Regions from separate parts of the Mus musculus genome. Here all the other regions are linked to region 2. Evidence: chromatin loops called from intact Hi-C (ENCODE). Cell type or tissue: left cerebral cortex. All regions are shown on one strand. Region 1 overlaps Dock9 (dedicator of cytokinesis 9). Region 2 has its middle 38 kb from the start of Dock9. Region 3 overlaps Dock9 (dedicator of cytokinesis 9).

Region 1 (8,000 bases), 60 kb before region 2:
GAAGACAACAGTATCAAACAAAGTGTATCTAGGGAAAGATGCTGAAACTGTGGAGCAGGAGTTCAAATTGTACTCAGAACAAATGAGAGAGATAACCTCACCCTGGTGATGGAGAGAGAGCACAAACAGGTTAAGACCAGCTTTGTTAAGGAGTTGGGGCTGGATTAGGAATGTAGCTCTTTTGGTAGAGTGCTCGTCTAGTATGGACAAAGCCCTGGGTTCGCTCCTGAACCACAGAATCTGGGCCTGGTGGCACATGCCTGTAGCCTGGAAGGTAGAGTCAAAAGTTCAAGGTCACCTTCAAACGCTCAACAAGCTCCACAAGCCTGGGTTCCATGAGATTATGCTTTGTTTTCATTTTTAAAGGCCTAGAACGAAACATATTTGCTATGTCAAAAACTGTCTTTGAACTCCAACTGACTTCCGATAAAACCCTAAAATTTTAATCAATTGGGTCATAGAAAGAATAGGAGCTGCACAGTAAGAACATCAGGTTAGACCCCGGTGGGTCTGGTGACTTGTCACGAATGGAGCAGGCACCACTAATGCCCCGAGCTCTCCAGTCCTCACTGTCTTCACTCAAGTCCAACCACAGCAATCCACTTGTTTATAACATGCTTCCCATTTCAACATTTCTACCAGGAAAAGATGCAAAGCCAACAACACTTAGATGCTTTATTGTACTCTCTGATGTACTTTTAAAGTAGTATTTTGCTTTTATTGTGGAGTCATCAAATGAGTTTCAGCTCCCTTGAGTCTGACCAACCCTGGTCACATTGGTCAAAATCTGGTCTACAGACCTGAAAAGCTGATATTTGACCCTATAAATTGTTGGCCTTAAAACAATGTCCTCAAGACTTGTTTTAACAGTTGATTCGATTATCTACTCTAATGCAGGCATATGCCTTTTCCTCTGAGGCCAAGAGACATCTCTTCTTACTTGTAAATGTTTCAAGAACGAATGAATAAAACAGTCAATGGGGATAGAAAAGGGAAACTGCCAATCACCATCCATTACTTGAATATATGGCTTTTCCTATTAAGACAAAAGCTCTCTGATCCATTACAGAAACTGACAAGGGATGTCTATAGCACAAGCAAATGTACTATTTTAACCTCTCTATAGATTTTGTGTACTAAAAGTCACATTCAGACCATACTCTATGCCAAACCAATTAACATTACATTTCTATAGTTTCACTTATTAGGCTTATAAAAAAGTCCAAGTCTATCTCCTAAGAGTTATACTCAGTGAGTACCTAGGCCCTCTAACAATGGGCGGAGTTTCTTTCTAGTACTGTAGAGATTCTAGGGTTTGTGTGGAAAGCTCTTACCATACAGCAGGGCTGGCCTGGAATTCATAACACTCCACACGGTGGCCCTTAGTTCATTATCTTCTTGCTTCAGCCTCTGAGCACTGCTGAGACTAGGGGTGTACACAACCACTCAGAGCTTGTCGCCTTATTTCTATCCATTAAGATTCTTATTCCAGCTAAAGGCTGGACCAAAAATCAACATCAAAACCAGCAAAGAATAGCAGAATAGATTGTTCTTTCCCTTCTCCTTGCTCAGTAACATTATGCAAATTACCTAATCTTTCACAGTTTACTTTCCTCATCTATAGCAAAGGGGACAACTACTACTCCTTCTTTGAGGAATCTGTAGAGATTAAAGGGAATACCCAACATAGCTATACAAATTTAAGGTAGTTTATAACATAGTCTAATACAAATGGCTAACCCCACTCTTTTTATGTTTAGAAATAAATTACAGCTATCCTTCAGTGACCTTGAGGGACTGGGTCCCTCTCTCTATATATATCTATATCTAAGATACCCAGGTCCCTTATCCTAGGTAGGTTTTGCATTGAGCCCATGCTATTCTATTCCCCTGTGTAATTATCAACAGTCTCCCATTACTTTTAACACCTCCTCCAATACAAGGTGGTCTGAAGAGCTGCATGCTGCACCATCTAGACAGCGGCATGCTCATACACCCTTCTTTTCTCTAAGTATTCTCAGCCTGATTTCTGAATCCACAGACGGGGGTCTGGGGAATAGAGACCCAATTATACCTCTATCCTACTGAGGAAGCTTTTAATATGAAAGGGTTAGAGGAAGTTTTTCCTACTGTGGAGTGTTTGAAAGTGTATCTGAAGACTAAAACTATGTATAGTTAGCATCTCAAATAACCACTGAGATGGAAATCTCTAAGTTCACAATGCAACTTAGAAGAAAACTTCCCAGCTGCTGTCAGGCGTAGCTTTTGTACAGTTCCTTAGGTTAAATGCTGGCAGCCTTTGACATAGGAGATCCTTAGTTACCTTGTCCAGGGACAGACAAGAGTCTCATGAGGAACCCCACAGAGCTACTGCAGTAGCTGAATCAGAAGAGAGGGCAGCACATGTCCCCTCTGACGCATTGGGGGGGGGGGGCGTGCACCTGGAACCCCCAAGATGAACTTCTTATTTCTGTGAAATGAAGTGGTTCATGCAGCATGGTTCCTGGACCCTAACAAGAAGAGTTGTTAAACACACGGCTATTTTCCCGGTCTGGCCTGAAACTTCAAACTTCAAGTAGATTATTTTTACTTTAAGAACTTCTCTGTTGACTGAAATGATTCCCTCCAAACACTCTGCTAGCCCTGAACTACAAGGTCAGCGTTGGGAACTTCTGGGCTGTTTGGGCCAGCTGGGGGATGGTGGGGGGACGGGAAACAGTGAGGCAGCAGGTGCCTTACCTGGCAGTGCCCCACCCTTACTGCCCCAGGTCCTGCTGCACTCCTATCTTCTGAGCTTAAACTCAGCTCCCCATTTTTAAACTAACCCAAGTCCAGACCCCAAGGGGATGATGCAGGGGTCTATCTTACACACATGACCTTGAACCCCTTATCCCCACCCACCCCACCAAGAAGCTCAAGTTTCCAAGGAGGAGAAATGTGAAGCCAGTCATTTCATTAATCTTCACATTGTGGAATCTGAGAAGGGACATTGAATTGAGAGGCGGCTGGGGAAACCCTGGAGGTGTGCCTTTCCTGGGCTGGCTGTGTAATCCCGGGGAAAGCCTGAAACTCCCCCCACCCCTCACCCAGCCCCCACACATCCGCAGACAGGCCTTCTAGGACCTTCAACTTCCTCAGTGCCTCAGAAATTCCAACATAGAAATTCTGTGAACATTGAACTCTAAGCCCCACCTCCTTCCCAAGCGGAGTCCTAGCAACTGAGCCATGAGAGACCAGACAGGCAAAAGAAAACCATGAGATGAACACTGACATTCCTTTGACTTAATACTACCCACGTTACTTTTCACTACACAGATTTAGATGAACACTACTGTCCCCGGCACACAGTTATGTCATCTTGATTTTTCTAAACCTCTCCACTCACACAGGACTGGTTACTTACTAATCACTTCATGATGGCCTTCAACTATTTAAAAATACTCAGATGGGAATTATGCATATCCACTGGGGCACACAAATCATGTTTTTATGATTTTAATTAAAAGCTTGAAACAAAAGGCCCACCCTTCCTCCAGAGTCCCTGAGAACAATGAACTACATCAGAGATCTGGTCTGGCTGTAACCTGAACCAGCTGCAAGGATAGGGACCAAGTATTTGTCTCTTCTCATTCAGGAGCAGAAAGCTGGGAGTGGCCTCTCTCAGACACCAAGAAGGAGACAGGAGAGGGAGTGTGGCTGCTTTCCCAGTGGAAGGGAGGTGGGATCCCAAGCAGACAGCCCAGGGTGGGGTGGCCTTGCCTGAGCCACTACTGAGACACTGGGTCAGAGAGCAGCAGCAAGCTCTTCTCTAGGAGGCAAGGTCTTATGCAACCTATGCTGGCCTCAAACTCACTAGGTAGCCAAGGCTAGCCTTGAACTTTAGCTCCTTCTGTCTACACCTCCCAAGGGCTGGGATTATAGGAATGTGACACCACACACAAAAAATGTGACCATCTTTGCAGAGCCTGCCTAGCAATCTGTTATAAAGCATTCCAGCCTTGTCATCATTTTGGCTTTATTTAGAGAATTATCCCTTCAAACCTCTGCACACTTGATGCAGAGGAACGGTGCTTCAACATACACTGAAAAGGACAACCCCTGCTAGGTGCGCAGTACCTGGGGGAAGAGAGAGATGGGAGCACAAAGCATGGCCAGGCCACCCAGAAGACACTGGCCCAGCCCCCACTGCCTTCTCACACAAACAGCCCTGGCTTGATTTCTTAATTATTAATATGTTCAGCCAGCCCAAAGGAATGTGGCACCCACATCAATGTTTTAAAGTTATCTCCAGTTTCAGCCTACTGTCTATTACCAGGATGGCTCCCAACTGCCCTCCCATCCCGGACCCCGACCCTACCCCAGGCCTGAGGTCAACTGGATGGTGTCTTGTGTGTCTACAGCATCTCTCCCTTTGACGTCTGCTTAGAAATGCCACGTGGCTGGATCTCTCTGTACATTGGGCGTTTTTTGGATACAGTGCAACACTGAAACCATAGCAGCAGAGGACACTGGGAACTGCTGCAGCCAACCGACTGTGCACAGGGCACGGCATCTTTCCAAGGATCTGGAGGAGGCATTTGTCTCAGAGCACAGGAGTTGCTCATGAGAGGCTCCAGCACCAAGCTAGACTAGAAACTCAAATAGTGTGGGGCATTCCCACACCACACCTCAAAGCTCCGCTACCGGCCATTAACTCCCATTTTCTGTTCATTTTTGACAATGCCATGCATAGAGAAGCTGACCCAACATACAGGCATGTGTGCGCACCCATGCTTGAGTACACTCATGCACATGCCCCCAGTCTCCATGTTTAATTCACCTGTTATTAAGGAGATGAACAAACTTGGGACAAGAAAAAGGCCCAAAGAATTCCATTTAGTTTCTGAGGAAAGTTTAAACTCCCAAAGCTCAAGAGATGGCTCATGGTTTAAAAACTTATATGCTCTTTGCAAAGTTCAAGTCCTAGCATCCCCTTAACTGGAAGATTACTAACAACTGTCACTCTAGCTCCAGGGACCCAACACTCTCGTCTGGCCTCCTCAGACAAGTGCATACACATGCATGAACACTTTACAAAATAATAAAATCATGTTAAAAAACAAAAATTCCCCCCAGGGCTGAGCTGGCTCAGAGGTTACAATTCTCTTCCAGAAGAATTCCCATTCAGTTACCAACATTCCCATCTCTGTGGCTAACAACCACCTATCTGCAGCTGGGGGAATCCTACACTTGTAGCCTCCTCCTGTGCCTGCACTCACATGCATAGACACATACACAAACACATTGTATCGAGAATTTAAAAATAACCTACAACACCAAGAAATCAGAAACAACAATAAAGGCAGTCTAAACAAAGACCAAGTCACAGTGCTGGAGAGGATGAACCCGATGGAGGGAGAAGAAAAGTTCACTCTCAGGACTCTCTGAGCCTGCTGTCACCTTCCGGTGACATCTGGGAATGGGCCGGTTGGAGATGGTGTATCTCTTCCTAGCTACTCAGGACCCTCAAGTTTCCACCCTTGAGCCCGTCTGTTCATTCAGCAGTGAATAGAGGCAAGAGTGAAGATAAGATGGTTCCCAAGGCACGTCTCCCCTGGGTTTTAGTTTTGTTTTATGGAGCTAAGATCAACCCTGAGGGGCCTCTCATGCTAGGCCAGCAGCTCTAGCTATTACACTCTCCAGCCAGGGTCCCTGCAACACACCCTGTCCTTCAGTGTTTGTCCCTCCTCCATAAGCACAGTGCTCACCAAGGCTCTGGTCGCCTGCAGTGAGTTAGTCTTCATATTTCTAGAATAGGCTCTCACGGGATGTGCTTTAAACTTCCTGCTTCTTACGAGCAACCATCATTCTCCTCTCCTCGGTTTTCAGCAGTGTGAAATCCGGGATTCTGATCTGTATGTGCGGCCATAAATACCAGGCAAAGCTAAGCCCCTCCCCGCAGGCTTCGAGTATTAAATGCATGCACTCTCAACCCAGCTGCACAGCTAGCTTCCCCAGACTGTCTTCTTTCCCAAAGCGTAGATGGGAAATGAGATCGGGAACTTCCAGGCCTTTGTAAGTCCTGGCACTTGGCTTCCTTTTCAGGTTCCTGGTTTGTACATCATTGTGGGTTGTGTGTAAGTAAAAGAGGAAAAGAATTGGCGGGGGAGGGCAGGGGAGGGGAGACAGAAGTCAGGATGTGGCCGACAGAGACTGGAGCAGCCACACTTCCCGAGGCTTGTCCTGACTCTGAACACCTAGAACCACCAATCCTTTCCATCCTCGCTGACACCTTAAATCCTCTTGCATTCTTGGTTACGTAGCAAGTTTGAGGGTAGCCTGGAGTACTTGAGACCCTGTCTCAAAGCAAACAAACAAAATACCACCCCACCCCACCCCACAACAAGATAGAAATGAAACAAGATGTTCCATAGAAACCTTAATATCCCACAACGGATATACCTTGTTTGGGAATGTAAACTAATATCCCACGTGGATGACACCCTGACGCTGCACACAGTTCTATGACTGACCACTGCAAGTGTGGTATGCCTGGGTGTGGCAGCACAGGCCCGTAAGCATCTCCTTCCCCACAAGTAAATACTGTGATGTCTTGTTCATCTGTGCACAGACATCCTCTTCTTCCTGTGACTCACCACCTATGGAGCATCTTGTGTAAGTCATCTTTGTATCTCTGTCCTCGGGTCTTTCAAGTACATACTCAGAAGCCGAGGAAACACACTCTTTCCTTTCCCATGTATCCACGGCTTATACTAACAACGAATCTAACTTTTAGGGAATGTGAGTGGGACCTATAAACTGCCTCCAAACATCCTTTCCGGTATTTACTGCCTTTTATGCTCTAGGACGATATAAAATTAGACCTAGGGCTCAATGTCAGCCTGCCCACTTGGAAGCACACTAAGGCAGCAGGACCTCTATGTGTACGTATGAGCATTCGCACACACCTGGCAGACATCTACGCCATGCTCTGCTACTGCGACAGTTCACGGCAGCTGCTCATTGAGGGCGACTGTCACATTCGCGTGCACTGCGCTTACTGTCTAACCCCTTTCCTAAGCTTGTCATCCTTTTCTGTATGAGAAAGGAGGCTTCTCCCTGACGAGGTGTGTTTACAATGCCTCCAGGAACCGTTATCAGGGATGCTTCTACTCTGCTACCAAAATGGAGACAGGGGGAATCTGTGGCATTGCTAAGTCATTAACTACACTGTAATTAGACAGCTGATATCATCACTGATCAACAAGGAAGCACGGTATAAAGGTCTCTCTCATGACAAAGTGGCAGTCTATATGAGAACAGTGCCCAAACTCAGCTGCAACCTGTCACTACTGCCAAGATGTGGGCCACAGTCGACATCCAAACTCCTTCAGCTTTGGAACAATTTTCCTACAACAGAAACCAACACTCCTTCATTTATTCTCGGCCAGAATGGGGACGGTGAAGCTCTTTGTCCCTTAGATTATCACAGAAATGGTTTTGGGCAAGAGAGGTGCATGGATTTCCTCCAAATTTAAATCTTTTGACTTTACACTGTTTGAATATCTGGGTCCTTTGTCCCTGGGAGAAAAGATGATACCAGACACTAATGTTGGATTTTTCTTTCTTAAGCAATTTTTTTCATGTCTATAAATATAGCTTTTGTAAGACTAAGAAACAAATTTACTCCTGAACACCAAGAGAAACACACACTTCATGGCCTAAGGAACCTCAGATAACCTTTGGCTTTCTCTAAGGAAACTGTTGGGAAACGTCCAGAAGAACAGGACAGAGAACCTCTGAGCAGACTGCAGTGGTCCTGGGTCACTAGGGAGATGGTTTACCTTGCTCCTTACTAACCTCCAGACTTCCTGTCTGTCACACAGCTCTAGGCTGAAAGACCTCAAGCATCAACTCAGACAGCAGGGGAGGCAGGAGCTTCCTGGGTGTTCCTGCTTCCCCCAAGGAAAAGACACCCAAGTCCTGCCACTGGGACAGACTTCACTGTTCCTGCCTCGCTG
Region 2 (8,000 bases):
AGATGCAGCAAGGCAGGCAGAGGGTATTACTGAAGAACAATTACAACAAAGCCCAGCTTTTACTCTTCCCAAATGCCTCAAGCTCTTTAACACACCACCATTTTGCATTTACACCTTCTGCCTGCCCCCTAGTTCAATGCACCCCATCCCAAAGATATATACAGACACAAAAGAGAAGGGTGTCATCTATTCTGTGCTCTTCGAACAGTATCCAATGTCAAATGGCTGTTAATTAGCATACAAGTCAAAAGACCTTCACAGTCAATGGTTTTTGTAAGAACTAGAAAGGACCAAGTCTGAAGGAAGTTAAGTACTCAGAAAAATCTTGATGCTATGAAAGGCTAAATTCTATACTAGTTTAACCATGAAAAAAACTTCAATTTTAAGGTAGTAGGGACAAAAACTAAAATATTAAATTTACAATGAGCAAAATAAAGAGTTGCATTATCCCAGTATGATAATGGGATATAAATAACATGATAATAAATGATATACATAATGAAAGAAACTCAAGGGTCTGGAGAGACGGCTCAGTCAACAAAGGCCCTTCAAGTAGGACCTGAGTTCAATCCCTAAGAACCACATAAAAATGGCAGGTGCACTTGTAATTAGCACTGAGGGGTTAGAGACAGGCTCGCTGGCCAGTCTGGCCTTAGCAGTGAGCTCTGGGCCAAGGAGAGAACCTGTCTCAAATGAAGTGTACAGTGTTCCTGAGAATGGCACCAAAGATTTCCTCTAGCCTCCATGTGTGCAGCAGAAGTACATGTACACACAGGTACACACACGCACGTGTTCACGCGAGCGTGCACACACACACACACACACACACACCAAGAAAAATTGAAGACTAGTCGTTTTTTTTTTCTTCCTTTGTGCCCTTACTCCCGGTATGCAGCAGCAATCCGGTTCTAACTGACCAGCCTCTCTTTCCCTCAGCTATGATCAGCAGAAACACAATATATCACACACAGCAACACAAGAGGTGTTTACTTCTCCCACAACTACAGAAAGGAAGTCAAACTTGACAGTGCTGGCCTTGAGCAGAATGGGACTTTCTCAGAGGAAGAAAGTGGAACTGGCAATGTCTGCTTCAGCTTACGAGCTTTCCCTGCAGTGGAAGGTTTAGATGGACTGGCCTCCTGCCAGACAACCTATGTGCCACCCTCACATCAGCTACAGCAGCCTGGATGTGAGCATCTCCAGGGCTGCCGCTTGTCCAGCAAGAACAAGCAATCAGGACAAACTCCCAATGCACTGAGCTAATACGTCCAATTACTCTGTAAAGCAAAAATCCCGAGGAAAAATCTATACTCAAGAATGAGATCCCAACTCAATCTTCCACATCAATTGTGCTAGAACTGGCAGTCAACATTTAAATGGGAAGACTAGGGAAAGGTCTTAGATGGAAGCAGAGGAACCCGGAAGCAGTGTCATACCCAGAACACACTCGCACACCCGCACTCGTACGCACATGCACGCACGCGTGCACGTGTGTGCACGCACACACATACACACACACACGAATACACATACAATGGCATGCACTTGTAGTTCCAGAGCTGGCAGTTAGAGACAGACATATTCCTGAGAGTTGCCAGCTAGCCTTAGGTACTCTGCAAATTCCAGGCTGGTGTGAGACACTCTCATAAAACAAACCATAACATAGATGGAGCCTAAGAAAAGCATCCAAAGGCTGTGCTCTGGTCTCCACACATATATACAGGTACTCCAGGACACACATGTACAACCACACAGATAGATAGACAGACAGACAGACTGACTTGAACTTCAATCATTCTACACTTACCAGATAGGTTCGTTTTCCAGGGTAAATGGAGAGGATCCCTCGTCGTTTAAATATAAACAGAACCTTCCTGTAGACACTTTACATTCCCCAACCTTACAAAGCTGGAGACTGCACTCAAACATCTGCGCTTGACTTGCTTCTCTTGATGATCACAGGGAGGCCCCTCTTCACCATATAGCTCTCTGCTTGCTGATTTACATACTGCCTTATTCCAAAAGTGACTCACACACATAAGATCAAAATAAGCAGATGGGACCAGGCGTACTGTCACAAATGACAACCATGAAACAAGAAGCAAGACTTAATCGGTTAAAAGTCCTTCCGGTACTTGTACCTGTCAGAGTAGAGAGGGTCTCTCAGAAGTCTGAAACCCTATCAACTTCAAAAAAGTAGCCAGGTGTGGTGGTGCACACCTTTAATTCCAGATCTCAGGAGGTAGAGGCAAGTGGATCTCTGTGAATTTGAGCCCAGCCTGGTCTACACTAAGAATTTCAGGTTAACCAAAGCTCCATAATGAGACCCTGTCTTAAGAAAGAAAGAAAGAAAGAAAGAAAGAAAGAAAGAAAGAAAGAAAGAAAGAAAGAAAGAAAGAAAGGAAGGAAGGAAGGAAGGAAGGAAGGAAGGAAGGAAAGAAAGAAAGAAAGAAAGAAAGAAAGAAAGAAAGAAAGAAAGAAGAGGAGAGGGGAGGGGAGGGGAGGGGAGGGGAGGAGAGGAGAGAAAAGGCAAGGCAAGGCAAGGCGAGGCAAGGAAATCAAAGCAAGTTTGGAATGGTGGCACATGCCTTTAAAACAGCACTTAGGAAGCAAGTGAAATTTGAATCATACCAAGTTCCAGGCCAGCCTAAGAGACCCTATCTCAAACCACCCTCCACCCCCACATAAACACACTTATGCAGTTGTTACTCAGGAAAACACAATCATTAGGAATATGGTGAGAAGAGATTTCTCTCCAGGCTTGTCATAAAGAAGATAAAAACAAAAAACAAAAAAAAAACAGAAAAACAACAGCAACTATGCAACTGCTTACAATTGGCACAACGGGGCCCACCCTGAGAGCCTCGGACAAGTCAGTCACTTACTACCCTGCGATAAGTACCATTTTATCTGAATTCAGAAGATAAAGAGCAGATGAGAACGAGGAGCAGACAGATGACGCCCGCAGTCACACATCGAGGAAGTAATGGATGTAGGTTTTCAACCCTGAAGGCTGGCTTCAGAATCGCACTCTTTAAAGAAATAACAGTTCATTAATATGTATGTACGTATGTGTGTTTGTGGACAAGAATGCGCATGTGGATGTGGGTATTAAAGGAGGCAGAAGAAAGTCTCAGAGCCCCTCAGGTGGGTGAGACCCAGAGTCCAGTCCTCTGCAAGAGCAGCGAGTGCTCTTAAGCACTGAGCCACCTCCCCAGAATCACACTTATGTACCTCACTGCCTCTCACTGTCCCCACCCAAGCCAGCCTCACGCCCCCCCCCCCCATCATCCATTCTTACAGTGAGTGTCACTTCTCAGGAAGCTAGCTACCCATGGTGTGCTTCAGTATAGAACAGGAGAAAAATCGCAAAACTGGTCCAGAAGAAACTTCGCTGAGACCAAAACGTGGCTGTGAGGGTATCCATCTGGCTCTGGCTGGTGAGCAGATCCTGGAGATTTCTAGTCTCTACAGATAGGGGGCGCTCATGTTTCAGCCTATCCCACCATGAACAAACACAGTCCCTCCTACAGGGTTTGGTATGCACTGAGTGGTTAGAGACTATAAAGCAGTAGTCTTCACCTTCTTAAGGCTGTGACCCTTTAATACAGTTGCTCATGTGGCGGTGACCCCCAACCAAAAACCACTTTTCGTTGCGACTTCACTACTGTAATTTTGCTGTTATGAATACAAGGATCTGTATTGTTGTAATACAAGGATCTGTGTGTCTGCCGATGGTCTTGGTGACCCTATGAAGGGGTTGTTGGATCCCCTCCCAGGTGTCAAGACCCACAGGTTGGAAACTGCAGCTGGAAGGGTGGATGCAGTTCAGTTGTTACCTGCTGACACTTCTGGCAAAGTCACACGTTGGAGGCATCACCAGGGCTACAGATAAGACAGACACCTTCCCAAACAAAGCTGGGGGCCCTAGCAAGGACCCTCATGTATCTGAAGATCAGGTCAGTGTGTTTTTGCATGGAGATGACCCAAGGTGACAGTGGGTAGGTCTTGCTGGGATGCTCTGGAGTAATACTGGGCATCTGTAGGTGCCTCACTTGAGAAGGGCTACCTGAACAAAGACCTGGGAGAGCCCAGGCAAGAGCCATACAAAGGCAAGATGGCGATGTCCCAGGAAGCCTTGATGGCCAGAGTGAAGTGAATACTAAGGAGGATCAAGGGAAAAGCAAGCAGATGGAGAGGAGGAAGTGTGGGGTGGGTGATCCCATTGTGGAGACAGACCTCTATATGGATTCTGCAGCAGAGGAGGAACGTGGCCTGACTTTCATTCCCAAAGACAAACTCTGCCTGATGTGCACAAAGAGGATCAGGGAGCACACACAGAATCCAGAAGTCCAGTTGGGTCTTTCCACCTAGCGGCATCTTGGTGGGCAGCAGTGGCCCACGAGGTACATAGGAACAGCGTGTCAGAAACCCAGGCCTGACAAAGGTCTGACAAAGCCAGAAGCGGGTCACTATTGTCTGGTGCCATCAAAAAAAGAAAAGCACAGGGGTGGGGTGGTCATCAAGTCAGGTTAACCAAAGACAAGTCGGTCTGGCTAGAAGGAGCAAAAGCCTACAGCATAGGTTGGGAACACCATTGCGCGGGATGGGAGCATCATTGCACAGGGTGGGAGCACTATTGCATAGGGTGGGAGCACTATTGCACAGGGTGGGAATACTGCCCTGACTAGCCCAACTCAGGTAGGTCCTAAGCTTGGCTGGCTATGGGTAGGTGATAGAAAAGCACACAGTAATGGGCTCTAGTCCTTCTACTCTCTGACAGCAGTTATTCTCCAAAGGATATTTCAAAATATGGCAGAGCTTAAAATATTCAACAGTTAATATAGCACCACTTCCATTCCATACCAAATATAACCCTGACTCCTAAGCCGCAACTGACATCTTATATGATGTTCTCCCTTCCTCCTCTTGAGCCTTCTGAGTGCTAGCCACACAAGCCCCTCAACAAAACCCCACACCCTCCCTGAGCTGCTGCAGATCCAATTCCAAGGTACACACAGGGCACCTACACCCCCTCCTCGGGCAGCATTCCTGCCTGTCTGTGTGCCTCACCCTACTGAGCAACCGCCTGCCAGGCTCACACGCAAACTCACACATGTCCTTGTCCCCACTCATTCTGACAAAAACTGCAGTTAGAACAGAAGGGAAAATGGCAAGGCGTCCTGAGGGAGGAGGAGACCAATATGTGCCTCCTCGCAACCTGGTACGGAAGAGGTCACTGAGAGACACACCCATCTGTGACTTGACGCCTCTTCAAGCAGGGGCAGAACACGGAAGCACCGGGTCAAATTCAGCTTCTTCTCATGACCCATACACATTAGAATTGAGTTTTAAGAAAAATAAAACTATACATATTTGTCTCTGTGTGCAGCACAGCTTTCTTTCATGATCCCTTTACAGGGCTCTCCCTGAATGAGAGGACTGACCACAAGCCATTAGTAAGACAAGCCTGGCCAAGTAAAAGGCTGAGAGATAAAGAGGCTGGATAATTCACCATCAGTGGGGAAGGGGGTCACACGTGAATGTCTGAACATGCATTTTGCTACAGATGACCGCTAAAACTACCAAGAACCCAGAAGGCTGTAAACTGCTTGAGAGAACTAGTCTAACAAGACACCGCTCTCCATCTCCTGTCTGCACTTACCTTGCATTAATACACAGCATCCTCACACATGCAAAGAGGTGCTTCAAATTTAAATTTAAGATTACTGGTTACTCATTCATACAGACAATATATGCATATTTACATATATATAGAGAGAGATAGATATACACATAAGCATATGGAAACAGATGTGAGCTGCTTCACAACGAAAGACTAGCTTTATGCTAACACCATTAAGCTACTTGTTAATTAAATGAGACAGCATTTTACCAGGCAGAAGGCGATCGATAGTTCAGAGTCTTCTTTTGACCAATTGTATGCTGTATATTCAAGGGCATTACTCTCTCCCGGCTGCTTGCACATGTAAGCACAGTTTCTCTCAAAAACGGTACGGATGCCTTTGAAGAGAATCACGCTGGTAGTGCAGCCCATCCCCGAAGTGTGCACATCCAGACTTCTAGCGATCTCTACACCATCCCCACATCAGCTTCTTTGGCTCGTCAGACACAGGCTTCCTCTGGACCATCTTCACGACAAGCAGTTACCGGCACCGGAACAGAAGGAAGTGCCAGGCTGTTACACTAGAATCCGTTCCTGCCCAACAGTCTGACAAAAAAGAAAAAGGATCCAGGCTCCCCGTGTGGAACAGGAAGGGTGGGTGGTGCAAAATCAAGATGACACACCTCAGATGCACCAAGACTGTGAAAGTATCGGGTTTTTTTCCCCCCAGCAAACTGCCACACAGCTAATACACGAAAGCAAATGTGCAGAGGATTAGCATGGGCTGGTGGGAAATGCTGGCACCTTGGATCTGCCTGGGACTGCTCTCAATCTCAGAACCTGCCCAAAATGCAAAAGGCAGTGCCAGACAGCCACCCTGCTGCAGATGCTGCTGCTGCTGAAGGCACAAAGGATTCTCGTCTGCTGCAAAAAATCACTCTCCCAGAATGCTTCGCCTAGCATCTCTATTAGCAAACATCTCTTTCCTTGACCTAAATATGCTGCTTGTTTAATCTTGCATCAATGAGAAAACAGACAAGCCAAGGAAAGGAGGAAATACAGTCTAAAAACGGTGAAAATGCCGAGACGCCTGCTGCCATGGAAACACGTGTAAGCAACTTCAGACAACCTTTTACACGTAATGGTAACAGCCTGCTGGCAGTCGAGCATAGGAGAACATGCGAGGCGTGTGGTCTTGACTTCTGCACACCTCTCCTCTTCACTAGAGTGCTAACCAGGTGGGTGCTGCTTAAGGTACCCAGAGACATGAGCACGGACATGGACAGAGAGCTACCCCATCTGGCTGGCCACGTGTCTCTAAAGCAGCACTCTATACAGTCTGCAAAGGCAGGTCTGTGCTGCGGTCTCATTCACAATCAACATTAGTATTTTTGATCCACAGCAAATTCAGGTCCTTCCACCACAGACTCAGTGACACCACAGTGAATCACGTGACTCTTAGGGAAGGGGTGATAGAGAAGTTCTTGGTTGACAGAATACATTTCCCTGTTTGCATGTAGGGTGCGCCCTCCCACTTACAACGCATATTTAGAAAAAGGCTGCCATTCCAAGATATAACAATCCTTAACTATAACAACTGAATATCCAGGGAAGTATCAGAAAGCCATGTACAGAGCAAGCAGCTCACTGTCCTTTCATATGATCCCCAAATGACTCGATGTCTTGTTCTATTCTCTCTGTGTCTCTGTCTGTCTCTCTCTGTCTGTCTCTCTCTCTGGTATTCTTTGAAAATGCATCTAAAAAGCCACATAAAACCAAAGCAGTGAAGGCACAGCCACACACAAAGCACAGCGGCTCTGTGGGGTCTGGACTGACACGCAACACCAGGCAGCAATGCCATTAGAAGACCAGGAGCCACGGGGATGCTCCATATGACAGAAGGGCAGGAGTTCAGAGCCCCAGAACCTTTGTAAACGCTGGATAGTGGCCACCTAGCACTTCCTAGCACTTAGGAAGCAGACAGGGAATCTAAGGAGCAGGCTAGCTAGCTGGGCTAGTCAGAAATCAGCGAGCTCTACATTCAAATTGTTCTTCAATAAATACAGTGGAGAGTGATGGAAGATCCTTAACATTAAGCTCTGATCTCTGCACTGACATCTGTTACCCATACATTGAACCAGGCTTGAATGCATGCTCACCAACATATATACAAACACACAGCACAACACACACATACAGAGTACACACACACGACACATAAAGCACAACACAGCACATGCACACAGCAAAACATACATGCACACATACCCAGACACACGTGCATACACACACATGTACATACACAGCACAACACTGCACACACCCATACAGAGTGCACACCGCATAATATACACCACACAGTACATGTACATGC
Region 3 (8,000 bases), 100 kb before region 2:
TTTTGCTGTAGGCTTCCTAATATAATTTAGTAAAAGAATGTTAATGAGTAGATGTGCACCCTGAGGATTTAAAGTAAAAACGGCTGATTTTTATATAAAACTTTAGATTTGTGATTAAGATTTTTTTTTCCGTAAGACTACTTTTAAGATAAACAGTGATTGATCCTTTCTTTGTAACTTGTTGAAGTTGGCTTCGACAAATGACACTCAAACAGGGACGTGAGGAGGTACACGCCCCTCCCCCAGTGTTTCCGTGTGGATAGGAGTCTCAGCTAGGGTACTGCAGACCACACACACACACACACACACACAAAGTGCCAGATTAGGACAGGTGAATAATCTAAGTTGATTCCTATGTGTTTCCCTTGGGATGAGGTAAAACTAAGGAAGACAGTTCTTCATGAAACATATTATTTATATATATATATATATATATATATATATATATATATATATATATATATATATATATATATATACAGGAGGCAGCAGATTCAACATTTGGCTGTATTCCCAATCTCGAAATGTTCCACCCTCCAGCTTTTAAGACTTTTCTGGCACTATTACCCAGTGAGCAGCCTGTCTTAGAAAACTTGATCACCTGAATTAGATCATCACTCAAAACCCCACGTTCTTCCTCCACTAGGATCAAAGACGATGTGGATGGAATACATACATCTTGGGGTGGGGTATCCCACAATCATGAGGGGGACTCTCATTTCTACTTTCCTTCTGTTTGTACTTGGGTACAACATCAGCTCCCTGACTTCCTCAGAGCAAACCGGTGAGGAAGGCACTATCTCCACACCCTTGGCTTTCAGTTGGAAACATTCTGACCAAGAGAACTTAGGAAAAGTCAGTCTCACCCTGCACCATGCCTCTGTGCCCACTGTGAGAGATGTGTCGAGTGACCAGCAATGGGGACAGCAACTCTCTCGCGCTCCTCGCCACCGTACACTTCCTCAGTGACACCCCCACAAAACCTCTTCAGGGAAATCAATCCTCAGCCGTGTGAATTTTATGCAAATATAAATTCTCTAGGTGCTAGGGCCTTCATCTGACTCTTCATGTGAACAACTTAACACTACAACATCCCATTCAACAAGGAACAAGCCCTAGCCAAAGCTGTGAGGCTAAAGCTATGGCCGTACAATTTTCTTCAATGGCTCGGAAACTGTATTACAAATAATACTTTCAAATGTAGGCACCTAAGAGGAGTGAGCTTCACCTCCTCCTAGTATCACCACCCACGAACGAATGGCATCGTTACCGCTTTATATAGATTTCCTTAAGAGGCAGATTTCAAATGATCCAAGTTTAGTTCAACAATCTTCACAGGAAAATTCTCTAGCCTATATCATTTTTTTCCTGCCCCAACTATATGTGGGAATGACTTCTGAGAAACGATGTTTGAAGCTTGCCTACACAAATTCAGTGGTCGTTCAACCATTCTGTAACCAGGATAATAACTGTGCTTTGAGATATAATTGTGTTCCATTTCTTCTCACAATGTGGGGGTCAGCATATCTATACTTAATTGACCATTGAGAACAAACCATCAATGCTGAGAGATTATCTTGTGTGTTGTATGGATGCATCACCTGTCAATTTAAAACGCCAATGGTCTATGGCTTAGACAGGAAATAGAGGTGGGACATCTGGGAGACAGAAGGGATTTTGGGATAGATCCAGGCATGGGAATTCTTCCTAGGAAGATATAAGGAGACAGACACATGGTACCTGAACACAGGTAACCAGCCATGTGGCAGAAAATAAAACAGCATATTTTAGTTACGATCTAGTCAGAAGTAGAGCCTAGCTATATGGCCAAGGTATTTGTCAGTATATTCTGAGTCTGATTCTTATTTCTGGGAACGTGAGGCTGGGAGAAAGAATCAGGCCAAATTTCAACAAAATGGCACCCAACATGGGGCTCCATCTGTAAATGAATTATTCTTTGTTTGTTTTGTTTTTGTTTTTTTGTTTTGTTTTGTTTTGTTTTGTTTTGTTTTGTTTTTTGAGACAGGGTTTCTCTGTGTAGCCCTGGCTGTCCTGGAACTCACTTTGTAGACCAGGCTGGCCTTAAACTCAGAAATTCGCCTGCCTCTGCCTCCCGAGTGCTAGGATTAAAGGTGTGCACCACCACGCCCGGCATTGTAAATGAATTATTCTTAATATAAATGTAAGCAGTGAATTAAACTGGCGGCTGTATTTCTTTACCTTATGCTGGTCCACACTAACTACACAGAGAAGCCAAGATTTATTTAAAGCTGTACCTCAATTGCTGAGCAGTGAAATGATATATCTTTCCTTTCTATGTTAGTCTTGTGTGTTTCCATAATCTCTCTCAGGACCTCTTCTTCATGGCTCCAAACGTTCCAACCTCGCTGGTCTGAATCGCCCTCACTCTTTCCTCTGGTTGGCAGACATCATGCCCTAGTCTCTAGTTTGCCCAGTTGTTGGGTGACCAACACTTACTGACAAGGCAGAGTAAGAATTGTTTACACAAAGAGGGAGATTATTTGTATAAATATTACAATGTCGTGTCTGGATTGAAACAAGATATGAGGGCAAAGAAATCAGCATCTGAGTAACACAAGGGTAAACTTTATACAATGTACAGAAACATTATTCTTACACATCAATGTCACTATGCTCTGAGCTTCCGTGAACTAACTCCTAAGCAGCAGGGAATCCAGTTCTGGACATGTAATATATGTTCAGTATTTCTCCTTTGTTACCCATCACAACATAAGTGTGTATAAGATATGGTAAATGGACTTAAGAACATTCCTTGAAAGGCACACTTCCCTGTCCAGACAAAACTGAAAGCCAGTATGTAGAGATAGGTTGAGAGTATCTGCTTATGTCTTTGTGTGCTGCTCTGAGACACCTGTGAAAGATTAAGACAGGGACAGACAGGAAGATGGCCATGGGAAGACAGAGGCAGCCTGGAGTGATCTGCTACAAGCCAAGGAAAGCTCAGGGAACCAGAATAACTGGGGGAGGCAGAAAGAATTGTCTCCTGCAGACGAGGAGAAGTGGTCATAAAGACAGCCCTTTAAGCTTTTAGCTTGCAGTACCTTTCTTGGTATTATTAACTGACCTGGGTTGCTGTAGTTACAGAAGCCGATGGACTTCATAAAGTAAGGATTATGTAAATTATCATTTTCCCCACATTGGTTTAGAAGTATCAGGGGAGCCTTCACTCAATCTTGCAAGTCAGAAACCTGCCAACTGTTTATCTTTGGCGACTGCCATCCTCTTTCTAACACCCATCAGGAAGCCATGGACCAGTGACTGCACCTCTGACAAATTGAAGCAGCCCACTGCTTCTGATTTCCTCCTGTAGGAGCTTTGCAGCAACCTTTCCATCTGACAGGCGTCCTTCAAGTAGGCTCCGCCCTGCCTGTGCTTCCCTCTACCCCACAACCCATGCCACGCACATCCAGTGAGAATTCAAGTTAAGAAGAACCATCCATCCCTTGTCCTCTGTCCACACGCACTTCTCCTCTGCCCTGTGAACTCCGAGTGACATAATTTATATGGCTGTCCCCATCTCTCCCTCCCCACCACAAAGCTCCTCAGGTAGACAAACAAGCAGCACCGTCAAACTCACTTCCGGAAGTCTGCGAGCAGCTTGAGCATGTCATCATTTGAAAGCTTATTGCTGTCTTGCCGGTAGATGGCAGAAAATCTGGCGTTTTTATCCAGGTTTCCAGAGGTGTCTTTAAACAACGTCCTGGAACAGAGAAACAACACTTCAAGAGCTGGGTTTCCGAAGACCAAAATAAGGACAGTTCTGGTCTCTGCACACAGACGAATTATGATTCCACTGGCTGTGGCCAACAGAAATCTCATTATCCCGCCAATGTGGTAAGTATTAATGAGGATGACCACAACTAACTCAATTTACACAGAAAACAGTTTCAGCCAAAAGCCCATACTGAGGAAACAGCACACACATTCATATGGGACACAGGAAGGGACACAGAGAGAGGACGCTCCAGGACTCTCCAGCTGCACCATCTGAGCTGCAGGCACGTGGCCAGGGCCTGGGCTCTCTCAGGACAAACCTCCTGTCTGCCCTACTGGAGTCCTCTCGGCTATGGGCCTTTGCTAAGTGCATGCTCAGAATGGGTGATTATTTACTTTTGATTTCACCAATTTAAATCTCTGACTCGGGATAATCAACTCAATAGGTAGGCCTACTTGTCTGTTGGTCTAGCTGTCCATCAGTCTATCCCAGTTATAAAGGGCGTTCTCCCTTACCTTGCTGCCCAGGCGAATGGCATTCTGTACTGTCCTAGTCTTTGGCATGCCTGCTTGGCATTCTTCAGCACCTTCTGGGCAACCTGGAACAACATACAGCCGTGAAATGCTCAGCCACAGGAGAACTGAGGCCAGAGCGGCTACCACCACGAGCCCTCACCATACCACCAGGCCCTGCTTACGGCACTGATGTGGTTGAATTCAATCCCAGGGCAGACTTCTTTATTCAGTCCCTGGCAGTGATTCTCAAGATTACAGAGTGTTACTTCCAAGAAGCTCCTATACCCTACTGGTCTTTGCAAACAAGATGCAGGCTACTCTTTGGCCAGCATCCTTCCTCTGGCAGACTTTATTTCTTTTTGACTAAGGACTAATTATAAGCCACTGAGGTATCCATGCCCAAATATCTGTTTAATGAATTTAATGAAAACACTAATGAACATACTAAGTTTTCCTAACTCCTAGCAAACATCACAACCCAGGAGACATGCATTGTGAAGGCATAATAAGGTACTGGCTTAAATCAGACACCAGCCTTCAATTGTTGCACTTTCCCTTCATAAACACTACCACTGCCTCATGATCAATTTTGACTTGTTCTTGGTTGATAGAGAACATTAAGCATATTGGCTTTTGGCCAGTGACATGTATGAAGTGCGGGTCTATCAGCAATCAGTTGCCTCACGCTTCCATGTCCCATGATCTGTGATAGTCAAGTGGGGACCAGAATGCTGTGTGTGTAGGAAGGAGTCTAAAGTCATTTATTCTGAGTGTATCAAAGTCAAACCAGCTTTTGAAAAACTGCTTACATCTGGGAGCCTTTGTTTCCTTCTAGGCTCACTTCAGGGTCACTGTCAGATAGCCTTGGAGCACAGCCTAACTATTCTGGGTCAACATCTGTATGCTGCAGGCCCTCCAGTGGTCTGCATATACCATCAAGTGTGAGAAGCACTCACTAAAAGACATAGGACAAGGGCAATAGAGACGCGTATCCAAAGGTCCATCAGAGCAGCTCTGTGCCTCTGCAGATCAGTAAGTCTCTACGGTGTAATCCGTTCTCACTAAAAACCTCTGATTCTTTCACAATCGTGCTGTGGAAGACATCACTGTCTTCAAGGGCGAACCAGAAAACAATCCTGGTTCAAACAGGTGTCAGGAGAGTGTCTAGTACACCCTTTCATTTTAGTGGTGTGTATGTGTGTGTTTGTATATGTGTGTGTGTGTGTGTGTGTGTGTGTGTGTGTGTGTGTGTGTGTGTGTGTGTGTGTCTATCTCCCTCCCTCCCTCCCTGAGATCTGGGAGTACATGGTCTATGAACAAAGACCCAAGGCTTCCTTCCAAGGGCTTACATTAAACATGTTCAAGATTGTTATTTATGCATCATAGTGCACACCTACAATCCAAGCACTAGGAGACAGAGGCAGGAGGATCTCAAGCCAGTCTTAGCTGCATAGTAAGATCTTGCCTCAAACAAATCACTAAGGAAGGAATGGTGGCCTAGCACACCTAAGGGCCTGGATCTTATCTCAAGCATCACAAAAATTCCCTAAAAAGATTGGAGCAGCCATGAGAAAGTATACAGCAGGGTAAAATCCATGCCACACACAAGGGTTTAATAGATATACATCTTCCTTTGTGGAGAATGAGAGCCAACCAAGGGCACAGATAGAAAATACTTGTGGAAGCAGGAACTCAGTGCATGAGTCTCCTCTGGAGCCCTCCCCCACCCTGCACAATGAAGACCTGTTCCAAGTGATGTTCCAGGTGAATACTGCATGGCTTGGACAAAAGGAAGACAAAGCTTTAATTGGCAGAACAAGATAATATCACCATGGCAATCTATCCCAACTTCTCTCCGGGAGTGAGATGGGGTGAGCCTTGAGCCTTGATTTACTGAGACACTGTGGAGGAGTGAGTCATGCTGGGAAGCAGGCCAAGGAGAGGTTGGCCCACCGTGATGCACCAGCGTGGGCTGCCGGACTTTAGCTCCTACACGTGCAGGCAGAAGAAGGAACGTGGACGCATATGCACCTTGGAAGTGCCTTCTGCCAGCACAGCCTTATCTGAGGTCACTGTTGATTCACCAAAATAAAAGGCTTAAAAGAACTTCTTAGCCAATCTTTTCCAGACTTGGCTTGAAATACTAAGATGGCTCCTCTCCAGGAAACATATTCTACTTAACTTCTATCAGCCGAAAGAGTGTTTGAAGATGCCTGGTAAATGGGCTTTTACTTGATGGGGGCTGGACTCGGGAATATTTTCATGGGATGTGTGATGTTCTCAGCACCGCCTGCTTCGTGCCTGTGTGATCCTTACCTTGGCCCTGTGAGGAACACAGGCTGGGCAACGTTATTTCACTCACATGTGGGACACTGGGGCCACAGAGGTGAGAGGCATCATAAGTACCCTGGCAATGCTGGCCCTCGGCACTCAGGCCTTCTTAATCCATGAACGTGTTCTTTAACAACTACTCTATACATCCTGGTGGCTGTGCCTAGGATGCACAGGTAGCTGTAGGAATGAAGTTTTCAAATCTCTGAGCCAACCTGGTAAACCTCTGCTTGAGGTCTGGCATGTCCACTCACACTGGTTTGGCTGACCAGTCCTTCTTCATGCACAGAGGCCCTCTCTCAAATGAACACTTAATATCAAACCAAACCAACACCCTCTGAAAAGCTAAAACTGGCATGGATGGCAGCACTCAACAGCTTGTTCCAACACAAAGGAACAGCTGTGAGAAAGCCACAGTCAATTGTCCTTTGCCACACCAGCCATGGGACAGCAAGAAAACAACTAAAGAGGTGTAGGTCTCTATTTTCTAAGTTTCTAGACTCAGTAACTTCTGATACTTAGTAATTCTAGAATGTGGGTTACAATATGACTCCAGAAGCCAAGGGGCACATCAACAATGGTTGACCTCAATACATGTGTTTTTAAACGAGACAAAGTTTAGTATCAAGCCAATAATTCCTTTGAAATACTAATTTGTCAGAACAGAATAGCAAATGATGTGTTTTATTTACATGTGAGAAGGCTTTCGTTAAGGGCTGGAGAGATGGCTCCGTGGTTAAGAGAACAGTTATTAAGAACTGGACACATAGGAGCTGGAACTTAGCAAAGGGACAGAATATACACTTGGCATGTGCCTACACCTGGGCTTTTCTACATGGACAAAAAGAAACCAGGGACATAAAATCAAAATGGACAATCAAAGCCGGGCGTGGTGGTGCACGCCTTTAATCCCAGCACTCAGGAGGCAGAGGCAGGTGGATTTCTGAGTTCGAGGCCAGCCTGGTCTACAAAGTGAGTTCCAGGACAGCCAGGGCTACACAGAGAAACCCTGTCTCAAAAAACAAAAAAACAAAAAACAAAAAACAAAAAAAAAAAAACAAAAGGACAATCAATAAATATGTGTAACTGTACTCTATGTTTTAATATTTATTTTTTTCATGTGTGGTGTGCATCATGCCTGATGTATGTCTGCATGTGTAAGTAAAGATTGTGTACGTGTGTGTGCATGTCTGCACAAGTGTAAAGATTGTGTACATATGTGCATGTTTGTACATGTATAAAGATTGTGTGCATGTGTGTGCACATCTGCATGAGTGTGTAAAGACTGCATACATGTGTGTGCACATCTTCATGAGTGTTTAGAGATTGTGTACACATGTGTGCACATCTGCATGAGTGTGTAAAGACTGTGTACATGTGTGTGCACATCTTCATGA

What was found. Peaks named below come from ENCODE experiments on the same cell type or tissue, not always from the same donor. Only the 100,000 strongest peaks of a DNase experiment are listed, where the experiment ranks them.
Region 1: it touches region 2 in a loop (2.3-fold over the local background); 2 of 42 quality-filtered maps call a loop at or near these places.
Region 3: it touches region 2 in a loop (2.5-fold over the local background); 4 of 42 quality-filtered maps call a loop at or near these places.

Annotation. Positions count from the first base shown.
Region 1 is chr14:121,672,604-121,680,603 of GRCm38, forward strand. All of the region lies in intron 2 of Dock9 (dedicator of cytokinesis 9), which reads right to left. Among named protein-coding and RNA genes, the nearest start is that of Dock9, 22 kb to the right of the region's middle. In left cerebral cortex, no CTCF peak of the experiment used is centred here; DNase peaks (open chromatin) are centred at 4,533 and 6,658; H3K27ac peaks cover 1,494 bases.
Region 2 is chr14:121,732,405-121,740,404 of GRCm38, forward strand. It overlaps a transcript of Dock9 not described here. Among named protein-coding and RNA genes, the nearest start is that of Dock9, 38 kb to the left of the region's middle. In left cerebral cortex, a CTCF peak has its summit at 3,477; DNase peaks (open chromatin) are centred at 1,143, 1,660, 2,027, 3,459 and 8 more places; H3K4me3 peaks cover 2,714 bases; H3K27ac peaks cover 2,996 bases.
Region 3 is chr14:121,630,885-121,638,884 of GRCm38, forward strand. Dock9 (dedicator of cytokinesis 9) reads right to left here. Exons shown (of 54, transcript NM_001081039.1): 14 at 4,273-4,355; 15 at 3,620-3,742. Among named protein-coding and RNA genes, the nearest start is that of Dock9, 64 kb to the right of the region's middle. In left cerebral cortex, a CTCF peak has its summit at 3,690 (motif pointing right); DNase peaks (open chromatin) are centred at 1,269, 3,718, 3,969 and 6,284.